Regions from separate parts of the Homo sapiens genome. Here regions 1, 2, 3 and 5 are each linked to region 4. A link is a contact called in ENCODE Hi-C or POLR2A ChIA-PET data. All regions are on one chromosome and are shown on one strand. Each heading gives the region's core, a stretch centred on a gene start or an enhancer-like site at or near the end of the contact. The rest is flanking DNA. Distances are from core to core; before and after follow the strand shown. Region 1 overlaps LOC105369890 (a long non-coding RNA gene). Region 2 has its middle 19 kb from the start of POC1B-GALNT4. Region 3 has its middle 91 kb from the start of LINC02399. Region 4 overlaps LOC107984543 (a long non-coding RNA gene). Region 5 overlaps LOC105369890 (a long non-coding RNA gene).

Region 1 (2,700 bases), core at 88-2,587, 210 kb before region 4:
AACTTTGTTCAGCTCTGTTTTCACACCTGGTAAATAGGAGATGATAATAACACAGCCTACTTTATAGAATTGTTGTGATAATTCGGTGATGGGATTCATGTGAAGCTCAGAGTCACACATGAATCAAACACTCAAAAAATTCTATTAATATTATACTAAGTTCTTGAGGCTCTCCTAGAACCATATACATAAATAGGCTTTGAAAAGAACATGATATTATATATGAATATAAATCAGCAATAGCATTATTAAAGCAGATGAGAGCAATGCAAATGTTCCAGAAATATAATTATAGAGTGTAAAATTATATGAAGTAACATGTAAAACAATGCCAAAAATTAAGTGCAAGTAAAATACAGTTAAGTTCTTCAAGGATAAGGATCGTGTTCCATTCCATTGAAATAGATCCACAGTTTTAAGCACAGAGATAGGTACACTGCAGATTAAATCAAGCTATTTTTTGATTCTCTGTGAAGAGGTACTGTCTCAAATTCTTGGATTAAATTAAATAAAAATTCTAATTTACTATCTCATGTCTCTTTCCTACAAAAGAGACACCTCTAAAACATCTTATAAAAATACTTTTAAAAATATCACTGGAGTAGTATCAGTCAAGGTTCATCATCCAAAACCTCAAAAAATAATAAATCAAAAACCATGAAACCTGACAAACTTTGAAAGACTTTAAAACTCTACCTCCATTTTCTCATACAGAAAATAGGCTTATATTTTTAAAATATTAAGTATCTCATTTTCTTTGGTACTTTGAATCTCTATGAGTCAATAACTTTGTTGCACTATGCAAAGTTGTCTAAGGAGATTAAAAAAACAAAAACCGGGTATTACAATTCCTGCTTTGAGTGAGTTTCCATCTAGCTTCAGATTCACAGCACACACTTAAAAACCTTTCTGAACCAATATATAAAGAGTACAATCTAATATTATGCAAATTGAGTACCTGAGCACTGAGGGGAAGAAAACTGAAGAAGCTAGTAATGTGAGATAAAATTCACCATTGGTCATCTGAACTCTCCAGCACCAGTAGTTCTCCAATGTTAGAATGCTAAAAATCACCAGACTTATTTGTTAAAATGCAGATTTCCAGTTCTAGCTCCAGAGATTCTCATTCAATAGGCCCACGATACCATCCAGGAATCAGGATTTTAATTAAATTCACAATCAGAAGAATGACATAATGTCTCTTTTTCTTCTCCTATAAAAGTGAAACACAAAATAATGCTTGACATGCAAAGATAAGACATGCTCTTACTTCATGGTGACCTGCTTACCAGGAAAGAGGAAGTGAAACAATCTATGAGGACTCTTTTAGCTCTAGGAGGCATATGTTTGTCAAAAGTCAAGCCATGTGAATCACGTAAACAAATTTAAAATGTACTAAAGATCTGTACTATCTGGATTTTCCACCTCTTTTTACCATAGATAAGTCTTTATGTATAGTGGACTATAGTATAATAACATAATATTCCTAATACCATTAAATATTGTCATCATCACAAATAAATTAAAAATCTACTAGCCAACTAGAAAATATTTGCCAACCATATCACATTAAAGGACGATACAGACCAGGCATGGTGGCTCACGCCTGTAATCCCAGCACTTTGGGAGGTTGAGGTGGGTGGATCACCTGAGGTCAGGAGTTCGAGACCAGCCTGGCCAACATGGTGAAACCCTGTCTCTACTTAAAATACAAAAATTAGCCAGGCATGGTGGCAGGCACCTGTAATCCCAACTACTCAGGAGGCTGAGGCAGGAGAATCACTTGAACCCTGGAGGCGGAGGTTGCAGTGAGCCAAGATCAGACCACTGCACTCCAGCCTGGGCAACAGAGTGAGACTCTGAAAAAAAAATTTTATATATATATATAATTAACACATAAAAGCTTTAACCATCTAATAGGAAAAGATGGAAAAAGACTATAAGACAATTTACAGTATAAGACATATAATTGACTCAAGTAAGGAAACTCTTCAACTTCACTAATGTTTAATGAAAAGCAAGTTATGAACACCAAGAATTTCAATTAGCAAAGATTGTTTTCAATGACAATAACTATTAAAAATAGTATTAAGAAAAATGGACTCATTCAGTCCTGTTATTGATTTTTTTTAATTTTCTGAAAAGTAGTTTATAATACATATTAAGAACCTTTAAAAATTCAGATTGTTTCAGTAATTCTTGTTTAGGAGAAAATGCCAAGGTAATAGTAAGAAATGCAGATAAGAATCATTTCTGGAAATGTTCATTATAGCATTATTATAAGAGCAGTAAGTTAAAAACCATCTACATATAAAAATGAGAAGGTGATTGCATGAATTATGGTCTATTCATATTATAGAAATAGTATATAACCATTAAAACTGTTTGTTTTTAAGAAAAATAACATACGAAAATGTTCAATATAAAATGTTAAGTGGAAAAAGAATAATTAAAATTACATATTTGGAAAATATCCCAAATATTTATTTTTTGTATGCTTGTATAACTAGAAAAAATGTGCTGAAATATTGAATGTTGTTTCTGAGTAATGAGATTATGGGTAATTTCCATTTTTCTCCTTGTAATTTTTTTTTCTTTTTTTTTGAAACGGAGTCTCACTCTGTCACCCAGGCTGGAGTGCAGTGGCGTGATCTCGGCTCACTGCAACCTTGCCACCTGGGTTCAAGCAATTCTCCTGCC
Region 2 (2,700 bases), core at 93-2,592, 180 kb after region 4:
TATTTGGCACTATTTCTTGGAAGTATCAGCCACCCAGGTTGATAATATCAGACCACTACATTATGGAAGGGGCAGGAATTTGTCTTCATGGGAATAATTACATATACTGGAGAGTAACTTCCCTTTCCTGTGCATGTTGCTTCCGCCAGCACTACCATATGTGGTTGATAGGCTGCCTTATTCATCCCCATGGTGTCACACACAGCATTGTCACTGATCAAGGAACTCATTTACAGTGAAACAGCTGTGGTATTACGCTCACATCGTAGAATTCATTGTTCTTACCTGGAAGCAGCTAGATTGATGGAATGATGAAATGTCCTATCGAAGGCTCATTTATGGAGCCTGCTGGGAGACAACATCTTGTGAAGTTGGGGTGCTGTCCTATAAGTGGTCAGATCAGTGGTTGATACATGGTGTTGAATACATGGCTCTGGGAACTCAGGATGAGTAATAACCCACTTCAATAATACTGTCTTCTTGTCCCTAAAACATTGCATCTAATGGGCGTGAGGTTCTTGTGCCCAAGGGGGAGATATATTTCTACTAGGAAACACTGAGAATGCCCCTTCAACATTTCAGGTTGTTCACAACACTGATCAAAGGCAGAGCATTGGCTGTTTGTATGGACTGGTATGATTAATTTTGATTATCAAGGAGAAATTGGGATTTTTGCTATCACATGGAAACAACACTGTATCTAGAGCCCATGGGATTCATTGCACTCCCATGTCCAGTAGTAATGGCCAATGAGAAACGGCAGCAACTCAACAAAGATGGAACCACCCGGATCCTGTGGCAAGGAAGGTTTGGCTCACCCCATCAAGTAAGACACCTTAACTGTCAAGATGCTAGGTGAGGGTAAAGAATTATGGAACGAGTGCTGGGAGGAGGAAGTCAGGATTATTAGATTAGAAATGCTTAGATGTGGAGCTGTAGTATGATAGTTATTTATTTTTTTACCTTTCTTTGCTGCCTTGCATCCTGGTGGTGACTAAAGTTACAGTTTAGGGTCCAGGAAGTAATATGACTGAAATACATCATCACTCAGTGATACAGTAGCTGATGAGACTATGTTTTCCCTGTGTTGAGGACCTGAGTTTCTTTGGCTAAGTAAAGTGTTAGAATGGAAGCTGAGTGACAATAGGGTGGCCTGGGATGGTTATTCTTAGATCTGTTCTCTGCCTTTTCCTGTCACGCTCTGCGGCCTGGGAGGCTGCCCTCTACTAGACCTGTTGTTTCATTTGCTTTTCCTTGCACTCTGGCAAGAAACTACTGGCAAGAGGCCAGAGGGCAGGAGGAGAGCCGGGCCAGGGATTTTTATGCCCTCCTCCTCTTTCCTCTCTGCCACACCGCAGATGAGACAGAGGCTCCAGCTCCCAGGCCCAGTGACCTCTCCTGCACAGTTTCAGCTCTTACCAGGCTGGTAACAGCATCCCCTCCCTTTGTCCCTGCAGACCTCCTGTGGTAAGAGCTAATCCCTGACTGTCTCCCCAGCTCTTGTTGGTTCCATTAACCCTGCCCACGCCTCTGTAAATAATCCCTGTATGAAATTCTCTTCAGCTAAACCCTTTGATGGTGCCATCTGTTTCCTACTAAGGCGTCAGTGGATACAGCAGGAAAAATAGCTGAGAAAGGAGAGAGGTATGGAGGTCAGCTATTGTGAAGTGGGGGAACATTTGAGGGCATATGGCTGGCACATACAGGCCAGAATAAGATGCATTTTCACAGGCTGAAATTGGCCAAGACAAAAAGAGTAATCTCTTCTAGTCAGAGCTCATAGTTGTTGTTTTTTTTTGGTATTGTCAGATAGAGAAAGCCTGCAAAGCTGATTGGGATGTGCCCAAGATTGAGAGGTTTTCTGGGTTGCAGGAATTTCAGTTCTAAAACTGGAACAGTCCTAGGCAAACTGGGATAGTTGGTCACCTTAATCTGTGATTATAATCAGGACTTCTGAGTCTTGCCCAGCTGCTCCTGCTGTAGGGACATTCTAGGCAAAAGGACACTGTTCTAGAACCACTTGGCTCCTCCTCTCCACCCTCAATCAATGGCAGACATCACTTATCTCTCAAGGCATACGTTCTCTACATGCAGTCTGAGATCTCTCTTAACACATGGTTCAGGAAGCTGGTATCAACTGTTCAGAGCTAGAATGCCAGACAAGAACCTTGCTAACACCCCTGAATTAGAGTGAATTAGAGCTTTGGCCCCAAACTCAAAAGCAGGGCTAGACCAAGAAGAGCCTCTAGAGCTCTTTTTTTGCCCTTGTTTCCTTGGGTATTGCTGAAGTAAGTAGCAGCGTGGGTGGCCTTTTTAGCTCCTTTGCACTTGGCCAATAATTAGATCCTACTCATCTCCATCTTTCCATCTACTGTAAGAGCTTCAAGGGCTGACATTGTGTTGTAAGAACAGCAGCTCACACCTTCAACATTAACAATCTGCCCGTTTATTATTCCAAGTGCTGTGTACTTTTTAACCATCTATATGTTAAAGATGAGGAGACAGTTAAATGATTTAAGTGACTTTTCCTAGGTCACACATGTAGCAGACCCAGGACTCAAATGCACTCATTCAGGTTCTTAGTACAGCACTTAGTGCCTCTCTCCTAGTTCCCTCGGATACCCTGCACCTGGCTCAGAGCTTGTCAGGTAGTGAGTGCCTGGTTATTAAATATGTGCTTAAAATTGTTAAATGAATACA
Region 3 (2,700 bases), core at 82-2,581, 130 kb before region 4:
AGGTAAGTGGTAGGTACTATTGTTACCCCCACTCATAGAGAAATTGAGGAATCTGAGGTTGAAGAATTGAGAAATTGAGGTTGAAATTGAAGAACTGAGAAATTGAGGTTGGGAACCTTGCCTGGGGTCATGCATAGTTACTGGAAAAAACAAGACTTGAGCCCAGAGAGCCTGGCTGTAGAATCCACGCATTTAGCAACCATGTTCTAGTGCCTCTCCTTCATCTGGCTAAACCCACTCTTTCTCAAATCTCAGCTCAGCAATTAATACTTCCCAGAAGCCTTCTTTGATTTCCCAGTCTGAATTGGCATTTTGAATGGGCTTATTTTTGTCATGGCACTTACAGTACTGTACAGTAAAAAAAAGAAAGAAAAAAGTTCATTTTCTTCTCTGACAAACTAGACTAAGTTTCTTTTCTTTCTTTCTTTCTTTTTTTTTTTTTTTTCTTTTTTTTGAGACAGAGTTTCATTCTTGTCACCCAGGCTGGCATGCAATGGTGTGATCTCGGCTCACTGCAACCTCTTCCTCCTGGGTTCAAGCAATTCTTCTGCTTCAGCCTCCTGAGTAGCTAGGATTACAGGCACCCACCACCACGCACAGCTAATTTTTGTATTTTTAGTAGAGACGGGGTTTCACCATGTTGGCCAGCCTGGTCTGTCTTGAACTCCTGACCTCAGGTGATCCACCCGCCTCGGCCTCCCAAAGTGCTGGGATTACAGGCGTGAGCCACGGCACCCAGCCTAGACTAAGTCTCTTAACAGAGGAAGAGATATTTGTTGTGTCTCCAAAGCCTAGCCCAATGCCCAGCATGAATAAGTAACTAAGTATGTGTTGAATTTAAAAAAAAAAAAAGAATAAATGCATGAATGAATGAATCTGTACATGAATTTACAAGCAAGCAGCAAGGGACATCAATAACAAACAATCTGAACAGTCTGCCACTGAATCGCCAAGTCACCTGTATACAATTTTATGAGGCGTTTCCATTTTTGGCGTAGGAGATGGCCTATCTAGTATCAAAAATAAACTTTAGGAGTCTTTCTACAAATTTGACAGATTTTCATGGGAATTCAAATTAAATGCATGATTGGACATTTATTTGTTTAATCTACTCAGTAGGTTTCTTTTATTTTCCTGTGTCAAGCATGAAAGTTAAAACTATTTCTAGGCCTTTCATCTTAGCTTGGCTTTCCCCTTAATTTCTTTGCTCCAGAATGTTGAACAAAACAGGTCCCTTTTTGTGGTTGGAAAGTTTGGCTTTACATAGAACCTTTCAACACACAACTGTCAGCACCTGATTATGGGCCATTTTTTAGCCTATGACTTTCACTTCCTTCCTTAAATAGGTCTTTCAGATGAATCATCTTTAGCCACTCTGTGATTATGCAGGGATCAGATACGCAGTATAGAAATGAACAGGATACACTGAAGTCCCTTCTATCTTGTATCATTTTGTGCTCTGATTTGGGGGGGGTTCATTTTTTATGCAATAAAAATGTGATTGACTACTGTGTGCTGGCTTTTGTTCGAGCTGTCAGTTCATTAGCACTTCCAACTAGAGTGGGAAGAAGCAGAGAACTGGATAAAGCTCACGTCCACTAGTTTTGAGCTGTTTAGCATTCCTAGTTCGGAGACAAATTTGGTGGGAAAAGACTTGGATGAGACTTATTTGTCCAACTCTTTTTCTATACCCCATGTAATTATTAAACTGTATGTGTGTATATGTGTGTATAAGCAGTCAACCAGCATAGTTGCAGAGCCCCTTAGCTACTCAAAAATTCATCCCTCAACCCGTAATTTATGAATACTTCATCAAATTCATTCCTACAATACACATGCTGATGGTCATAGCTATTTACTTATTAGATCAATTTTAGAAAATATTATGTTTGGGTAAATAATCTCTTTAATGGTGGTTTATTGTGTCACGTGTATACATGGTCCTGAATATTAATATGAAAGAACCCACTTTTTTTCCTACGAGATAAGAAAAATCAAGGTACCAAAACCTACAATGCTGAAATGTACTAGAATGGATTAAGGAAAGAAGAAATTTGCAATAGGGATTCTTGTCTTTTATCTTCCATATGAATGACATCCTAAATATATATGATGCTGACCTACATTTCTATAGTTGAAGGCTATTTTCTGAGTGAAATCAGCTACAATGAAATGTGCAGTAACAGACATACAAAAAGGAATAGGCAACAGAACTCAAATTGAAGAATTAAATGGGCAAGAGGTGAACAGAATAAAGTGCAGAACCTCATATTTGGTAGGCTTTAAGAAAGATTTTTACCTCTTAAGGACAGAAAAACTACTCCTTTAAGAGTTTTGCCAAGTCTGCAAAACAAGATTCTGGCTTTGTTCAGCTTCTTCCTCTCCTCTATCTTCTGAGAAGAGAAGACATGTTAAAAGAAAGCAATGCTTTGGCATCAGTAATGGAGAATTGTCAGAGAACCAACAGAAAGAAGCAATGCCTGCAAGGTGGTAGGAAGAAGAAAAAGACTTCACAGGAGAGGGTGGGCAGAGGAAAGTAAAAACAGCCCAAGCTGGAGGCAGAGGAAATGGCTCAGGGGAGAAGCTAGGAGTGAGAATAGCTGTGGGGTGTGAAGGCAGCTTGTAGAAAAGAGAAAAGAACATTTTTTTAGGAAAATTTCTGAGAGCTATGTGTCCCTGATATGGTTGGGATGTTTGTCT
Region 4 (2,700 bases), core at 120-2,619:
TACCCTGGTTATGCTGGGGTATGATTACAGGGATCTTTCACTTTTTACACTATATATATCTGTATTGTTTGAATTATAAAAAAAACACACATACATACATACAGATAATTATCTATACCTAATATTTAAAAACTTAACGATAAATGTCCAATGCGAAAAAAAACAAAGAATATATACACATTTATATAATATACCTAGTTTTACCATTTGAATTCTTGGAGATTAAAAACAAAAGAGTTAAATGAGGGAGGCATCTTAGTATTTTTCTATTTATAATAGTAATGGAAAAGGTTCTAAAAATCTGGAAGAAATGTCTAAGACACAGAACTAAGAAAAATACGAGGATATTAAGTGCCCAACACTTCATTTTTAGAGACACAAAAAGGAATGATTAAGGATAATGAGAATTTATATCACTGTTGGAAAGTGATGCAAAATTTAAATGTAAACATGTATGCAAAGCAAGCATTAAAACAATATATAGGTTGGGCATGGTGGCTCACGCCTGTAATCCCAGCACTTTGGGAGGCCAAGGCAGGTGGATCATGAGGTCAAGAGATGGAGACCATCCTGGCCAATATGGTGAAACCCCGTCCCTACTAAAACTACAAAAATTAGCTGGGCAAGGTGGTGTGCACCTGTAGTCCAAGCTACTCGAGAGGCTGAGGCAGGAGAATCACTTGAACCTGGGAGATGGAGGTTGCAGTGAGCCCCGATTGCGTCTTAAAAAAATATATATATATGTAAGAAAATCAAAGAACTAAAAACATGATTTTTAGTTAGACTAGGGCCACCCTCCAAAACGTTAACACAAATACAGAAGTTATGTATTTATATCAGTAACAGCCCAAAGAGAACTTATTATGACCAAATCAAAATGATTAAATCTTCATTCTTTGTGATAGATTATTTAGGTAGAAGTGTTCTTGAAGTCCTATAAACAAGACTGTATTGGGAAAAGCAATTTTGCTTGGTAAACTTTGTGTTTGACAGTAGAGTGACTTTCTATAGCTTACATTGAAAGAAGGCATTTGAGAAATGTGTACTTTTTAAAAAACAAATTAGTTGAATAAAATAAGAAATGAAACCGATAATAGAAAAATACAGTCAACTCTTAATGCTGTGATTGTGATAAAGGATAGCCAAGCATTACAAATTGGCTAGAATTTGGAACTGGAAAAGCCAGAAATTCAGCAGAGTTGAGAATTTTGACAAGGTAAGGGAATCAGTCATCAGGACTTTTTCTTTTTTCAGAAACAGGCATAAACAAAGTTCAAGACGAGCCAGTGAGGTCAGAAACTAAGCAACAAGTAAGCAGAAGTGAGTATAAATAGATATGAGAAGTAAGTCTAATCATTGGGCCAGCAATTGGGCAAGCAAGAAGAATAAGAAGGTAGTTATTGGAGTTCAGGGCAAACAATGTGGACCTGGAGGATACCGGCTCCAAAAGAGGAAAGGAAGTAAATGGTCAGAACCCGGCAGGTGGTCGGGAACCAGGAAATTCACAATAGCCCGATGGGGAGAGTAAGTTGGACAACTTAATTCTGTGACAAGTTGTCTCCAGAAATTTCTCCATCATTACCATAAAGAAATGTCATGAAGAAATCAGCATTTGTAGGTCTTGAGAGTAGAAATAGGAAGGTGCATCTGACCAGACATAGCTCATTGCCAGGTTTTCATGGTGTTAATCATTCAGCAGTTTTATATATAAAATTTTAAAATTGATTCTCCCGCCCTGTCTCTACCTCAAGTACGTCCTTACCTGTCACATCAGCCCTCTTTCTGGAAAGCTACCTAAGCTGTGTTTCGTGTATCTGTGATCTGTAACTGCTTCATGTCTTCCAATTCACTCGTGTTTATTCCTACTCTGATTTCATTTGCCTACCTATTTGGTTAGGGCCTCAAGCTCAGCTCAATGAGGTATTTTTCTTGAACAACTGATTTCAACCATGAGCCAATGAATACTCCACACCTGTTCCTCAACAACATCTGAAGCAGAGCCTTTAACTTTCTGGGACCTTTGAACTCTTCTGGGAGTTTTTAGATGAGGCCAGCAAAGCCTTCTACTGCCTATCAATGAAATTTTAATCTACTACTGTTAAAATCTTAAATCTCTATCTGAGTAAAAGGTTCTCTCCCCCATCACTGTCTGTGTGTATTGAGGATTGGAGAGTGCTCACTCAGTATCTGCATTTTACTCCCCTCCCCTTTCCCTTCTGGAAGCTGTGGCTCTTCCAGTGTTGAGGGCACGGAGGGTGGAGAAGACAAGGGCAGTCCCTTTGCTTGGCTAGACTCTATCGAAATCCCCTCTGGCTGTCAATACTTTTTTTTTTTTTTTGAGACGGAGTCTCGCTCTGTCGCCCAGGCTGGAGTGCAGTGGCGGGATCTCGGCTCACTGCAAGCTCCGCCTCCCGGGTTCACGCCATTCTCCTGCCTCAGCCTCCCAAGTAGCTGGGACTACAGGCGCCCGCCACTACGCCCGGCTAATTTTTTGTATTTTTAGTAGAGACGGGGTTTCACCGTTTTAGCCGGGATGGTCTCGATCTCCTGACCTCGTGATCCGCCCGCCTCGGCCTCCCAAAGTGCTGGGATTACAGGCGTGAGCCACCGCGCCCGGCCTGTCAATACTTTTAATGTGGCAGGCAACCAAACACTGACTTTTTAGTGGGTCTATGTGGGAGTTTCTGGAAGAGCTCAGCA
Region 5 (2,700 bases), core at 34-2,533, 240 kb before region 4:
CCCCCCATCCCACCCATATTTAAGATAAACAAGCTCCTTCTATAGCCCTTCGGGGGTCTACTTGTCATTAAGTGCTCTCTCCCCAGTGCTACTGGAGTTTGTCATCCAGGGTATGATGGTTCACAGGGGGCTTCCAGAAACCCAGATCAGAGTAGGATTCTGCTGTTATGTTGGGACAGCCAGAACTACTAATAGGTCTCCAAGAAGGGGTATAAAGATGGATTTTCTAATCAAGTTGCTCTAGGCATTCATAAGAGGACCTTCGATGCAGCCCTTTTCTGGAGTCAGTGATCCTAGAAACTCTGAAACTACTGACGATATCAGAATTAACTTAGGGATAGGACTCAAGTATTAGAAGTGTCCCACTACCCGAGCTCTGCCCGTCTTTCCCTTCTCTCCCCAACCCCTCCCCCTCTTTTCAATAACAACAAAAAAACAAAATTGACAAAAACTTTCAATTCTCCTCAGAATCCAGCTCCTCTCTTTCATTCCAACACAAAAGAGATCATGCTATTTCTCATCACCAATATTAGAACTTAAGGGCCCCTCAGGATGTACCCAGGCCATAGAACATCGAAGACCTGTACATTCTTTAGAAGAGCAAGAAGGATGCATGCCATTTCTTTTGGCCAATAACTCCCTTTTCATCTACCTCCTTTGATGCAAGATACTCAGGGAGACTTCTTGGTACGGAAATGAAAACAAAACTCTAGTTAAGGTCTCAGCAAGTCACCCTCCTAGCTTAAGTTTTTGAGAAGATGCATGTGACAGGGAAGGAGAGTTGCATCTGAAGAGAATCAAAATCCCCTCTTCCTTCAAAAAGGAAGAAAGGATAAAAGAAAGTGGAGAGGATAGATGGAGGGAGAAAGGGAAAGAAAAAGAGAAAGGAAGACAGAGAGGTAGAAAAAAGAAAAGAAAAAAGAAAGAAAAAAAGAAAAATAAAGAAGGGCTCTCAAGGGAGGAAAAAAGGAAAAGTGAAAAGAAGAATAAAATTTTAATTATGTGACAAAATATTTGAAAAAGCAACTCTCTAAGTTATTGACATTTTTATAGTGGTGATGTGATGGACAAGGCTTGTCATAAAACGTTAAGGTGACACTATAAGTTTCAAAATAATAAAAGGGTGCTCTTGCTGAAGCATGTGATAAGCCCCATACCCATGAGCTGTAAAAGAGTACATTAAACCTGGTCACCCTGCCCAGGCATTATAGGATTGCACACCCAGGACTGTTCTAGTGATGACGAGGTTGTTGAAACTCTGCCAGCTGACTTTTGAACATGGTGCCTGTGTAACCTAATTCCTTATTCATTAAACAGTCTGCTCCCTCACAAGCAGTTTGTGTGCCCATTATCTTGATGGGACCCATGCAGGATTGCCTCTGTCTTCACACTTGAGTTTGCAAGATCCCTGATGACAACATGGATTCCTACCACACAAGAAAACAAAGCAAATTTATTGAACTCCCAATTGAAAACAGTAGCAAATCAAGCTTGCTTAACCAAAATATTTCTCATAGAAGATTAGGTTATCATTTTTAGGGTGATGCTCATGAATATTAATTTCTCAACAAGGACTGACTAGGAATCCCCCAGTTCCCTAATGGAAATTAGCAATTCTCCAAACCAGCAGAAACTTATGTGGTCAACCATTTCAGTTTGCCAGGGACTAAGGGATCACCTAGGATGTGGGACTTTTAGTACTAAAACTGGGGAAGTCCCAGGCAAACCAGACAAGCTGGTCACCCCTAGGGAAACTCCCATTACTCACCATTCTCCTTTCGGCTTCCTCAGACTTGCAGCTCACAGGCTATCCTCAGAGTTCTCTAGGACTGAGCTTCTACTTTGATTTTCACAAACATCTATTTATGTAACCTGCCCCTCCACTGGACACAAGGGCGGAGAGATGTCTCAATCATTTTTATGTTCCAACCTCTGGCTTAGAAGAGCTTGCTGAACTGAGATAGCCAAACAACTGAGTTGATCTTCTGCTGAATGTCAACTGAATGGGGACTGTGATACCCTCAGGTAAGAACTGTATTTTCTGCACAGTGTACACACTCCCTGCCTCCCTAAATTAAACTTAGCTTGGAAAGGACTAGAATCTCTTTTAAAGCTTCACTTTCTCACATTAAACTATGTGGTTTTCTGAAGACTCTTTCATACACTGGCATAGAATGCAGTTCAGGAGTCAGACTAACCTAGATTCAAACCCAGGCTCCACAATTCACCATCTCTGTGACCTTAAACAAGTCATCTAACATCTCTGTACATTACTTTCCTCACATATGTCTTTCATCGTGCTGTTGGGAAGACCAAATGAGACACCTATATGTAGACTGCTTAGCTCTTAGCTTTATGGTAAGAACCAACATATGGTAGTTATCATTATTCTACTTGGAGTTTTCTTTCTAAGCACCAAGGGAGCAAAGATGAGACTAGTTGGAAAACAATACGTTTAATAAGATATCCCAAGTTTTTTTTTTTAAGCCCGGAGGCTCTACCATCATGTATTTTTTTTATTTTTTACACCAAACTTGCACTTTTATAATTATGATAATCTGTCTATGCCTATAATGAGCACAGTACTATAACCTAAGGCAAAAATCACCAGCAACTCTACTATGTACACGGCAGGGAAGGGGGAAAGCCTCATCTCCCCACCCTACCCCCCATTTTATTACTTAAACTTCCCATTATGTG

The links. A loop is a pair of places that touch in the nucleus more often than their neighbours do. ChIA-PET counts read pairs that join two places held with the same protein, here RNA polymerase II (POLR2A). Pooled maps may share reads with other maps.
Region 1: a loop to region 4 is called in a map of GM11168, with 2.2 times the contacts of the local background. The contact joins two enhancer-like sites. A Hi-C loop is called at or near these places in 1 of 168 maps with a recorded cell type or tissue (GM11168), 1 of 37 single-sample maps with no recorded cell type and 3 of 50 pooled maps. POLR2A ChIA-PET finds 5 or more read pairs at or near these places in 3 of 52 experiments (MCF 10A, OCI-LY7 and T-cell).
Region 2: a map of right cardiac atrium shows a loop between it and region 4 (2.4-fold over the local background). The contact joins two enhancer-like sites. A Hi-C loop is called at or near these places in 6 of 168 maps with a recorded cell type or tissue (adrenal gland, aorta, heart left ventricle and 3 more) and 7 of 50 pooled maps. POLR2A ChIA-PET finds 5 or more read pairs at or near these places in 2 of 52 experiments (OCI-LY7 and activated B cell).
Region 3: a pooled map shows a loop between it and region 4 (4-fold over the local background). The contact joins two enhancer-like sites. A Hi-C loop is called at or near these places in 4 of 168 maps with a recorded cell type or tissue (CD14-positive monocyte, CD4-positive, alpha-beta T cell, GM13976 and 1 more), 1 of 37 single-sample maps with no recorded cell type and 7 of 50 pooled maps. POLR2A ChIA-PET finds 5 or more read pairs at or near these places in 3 of 52 experiments (CD4-positive, alpha-beta T cell, GM12878 and activated B cell).
Region 5: a pooled map shows a loop between it and region 4 (2.7-fold over the local background). The contact joins two enhancer-like sites. A Hi-C loop is called at or near these places in 3 of 168 maps with a recorded cell type or tissue (aorta, breast epithelium and cardiac septum) and 4 of 50 pooled maps. POLR2A ChIA-PET finds 5 or more read pairs at or near these places in 6 of 52 experiments (A549, B cell, GM12878 and 3 more).

The regions. Positions count from the first base shown.
Region 1 is chr12:89,925,913-89,928,612 of GRCh38, reverse strand. It overlaps LOC105369890 (a long non-coding RNA gene), which reads right to left. Exons shown (of 13, transcript XR_001749246.2): 3 at 959-1,213. Among named protein-coding and RNA genes, the nearest start is that of LINC02399, 20 kb to the left of the region's middle. Within about 2 kb of position 1,337, at least 5 of the 41 ENCODE cell types and tissues checked have a DNase peak (open chromatin) inside an H3K27ac peak, as active enhancers do.
Region 2 is chr12:89,543,605-89,546,304 of GRCh38, reverse strand. No RefSeq gene overlaps it. Among named protein-coding and RNA genes, the nearest start is that of POC1B-GALNT4, 19 kb to the right of the region's middle. RefSeq lists a silencer at 1,121-1,190. Within about 2 kb of position 1,342, at least 7 of the 41 ENCODE cell types and tissues checked have a DNase peak (open chromatin) inside an H3K27ac peak, as active enhancers do.
Region 3 is chr12:89,855,247-89,857,946 of GRCh38, reverse strand. No RefSeq gene overlaps it. Among named protein-coding and RNA genes, the nearest start is that of LINC02399, 91 kb to the left of the region's middle. Within about 2 kb of position 1,331, at least 4 of the 41 ENCODE cell types and tissues checked have a DNase peak (open chromatin) inside an H3K27ac peak, as active enhancers do; they include CD14-positive monocyte and GM12878, where a contact is called at or near this core.
Region 4 is chr12:89,720,425-89,723,124 of GRCh38, reverse strand. All of the region lies in intron 2 of LOC107984543 (a long non-coding RNA gene), which reads right to left. Among named protein-coding and RNA genes, the nearest start is that of ATP2B1-AS1, 13 kb to the right of the region's middle. Within about 2 kb of position 1,369, at least 3 of the 41 ENCODE cell types and tissues checked have a DNase peak (open chromatin) inside an H3K27ac peak, as active enhancers do; they include CD14-positive monocyte and GM12878, where a contact is called at or near this core.
Region 5 is chr12:89,959,399-89,962,098 of GRCh38, reverse strand. All of the region lies in intron 6 of LOC105369890 (a long non-coding RNA gene), which reads right to left. Among named protein-coding and RNA genes, the nearest start is that of LINC02399, 13 kb to the right of the region's middle. RefSeq lists an enhancer at 1,639-1,868. Within about 2 kb of position 1,283, at least 5 of the 41 ENCODE cell types and tissues checked have a DNase peak (open chromatin) inside an H3K27ac peak, as active enhancers do; they include GM12878, where a contact is called at or near this core.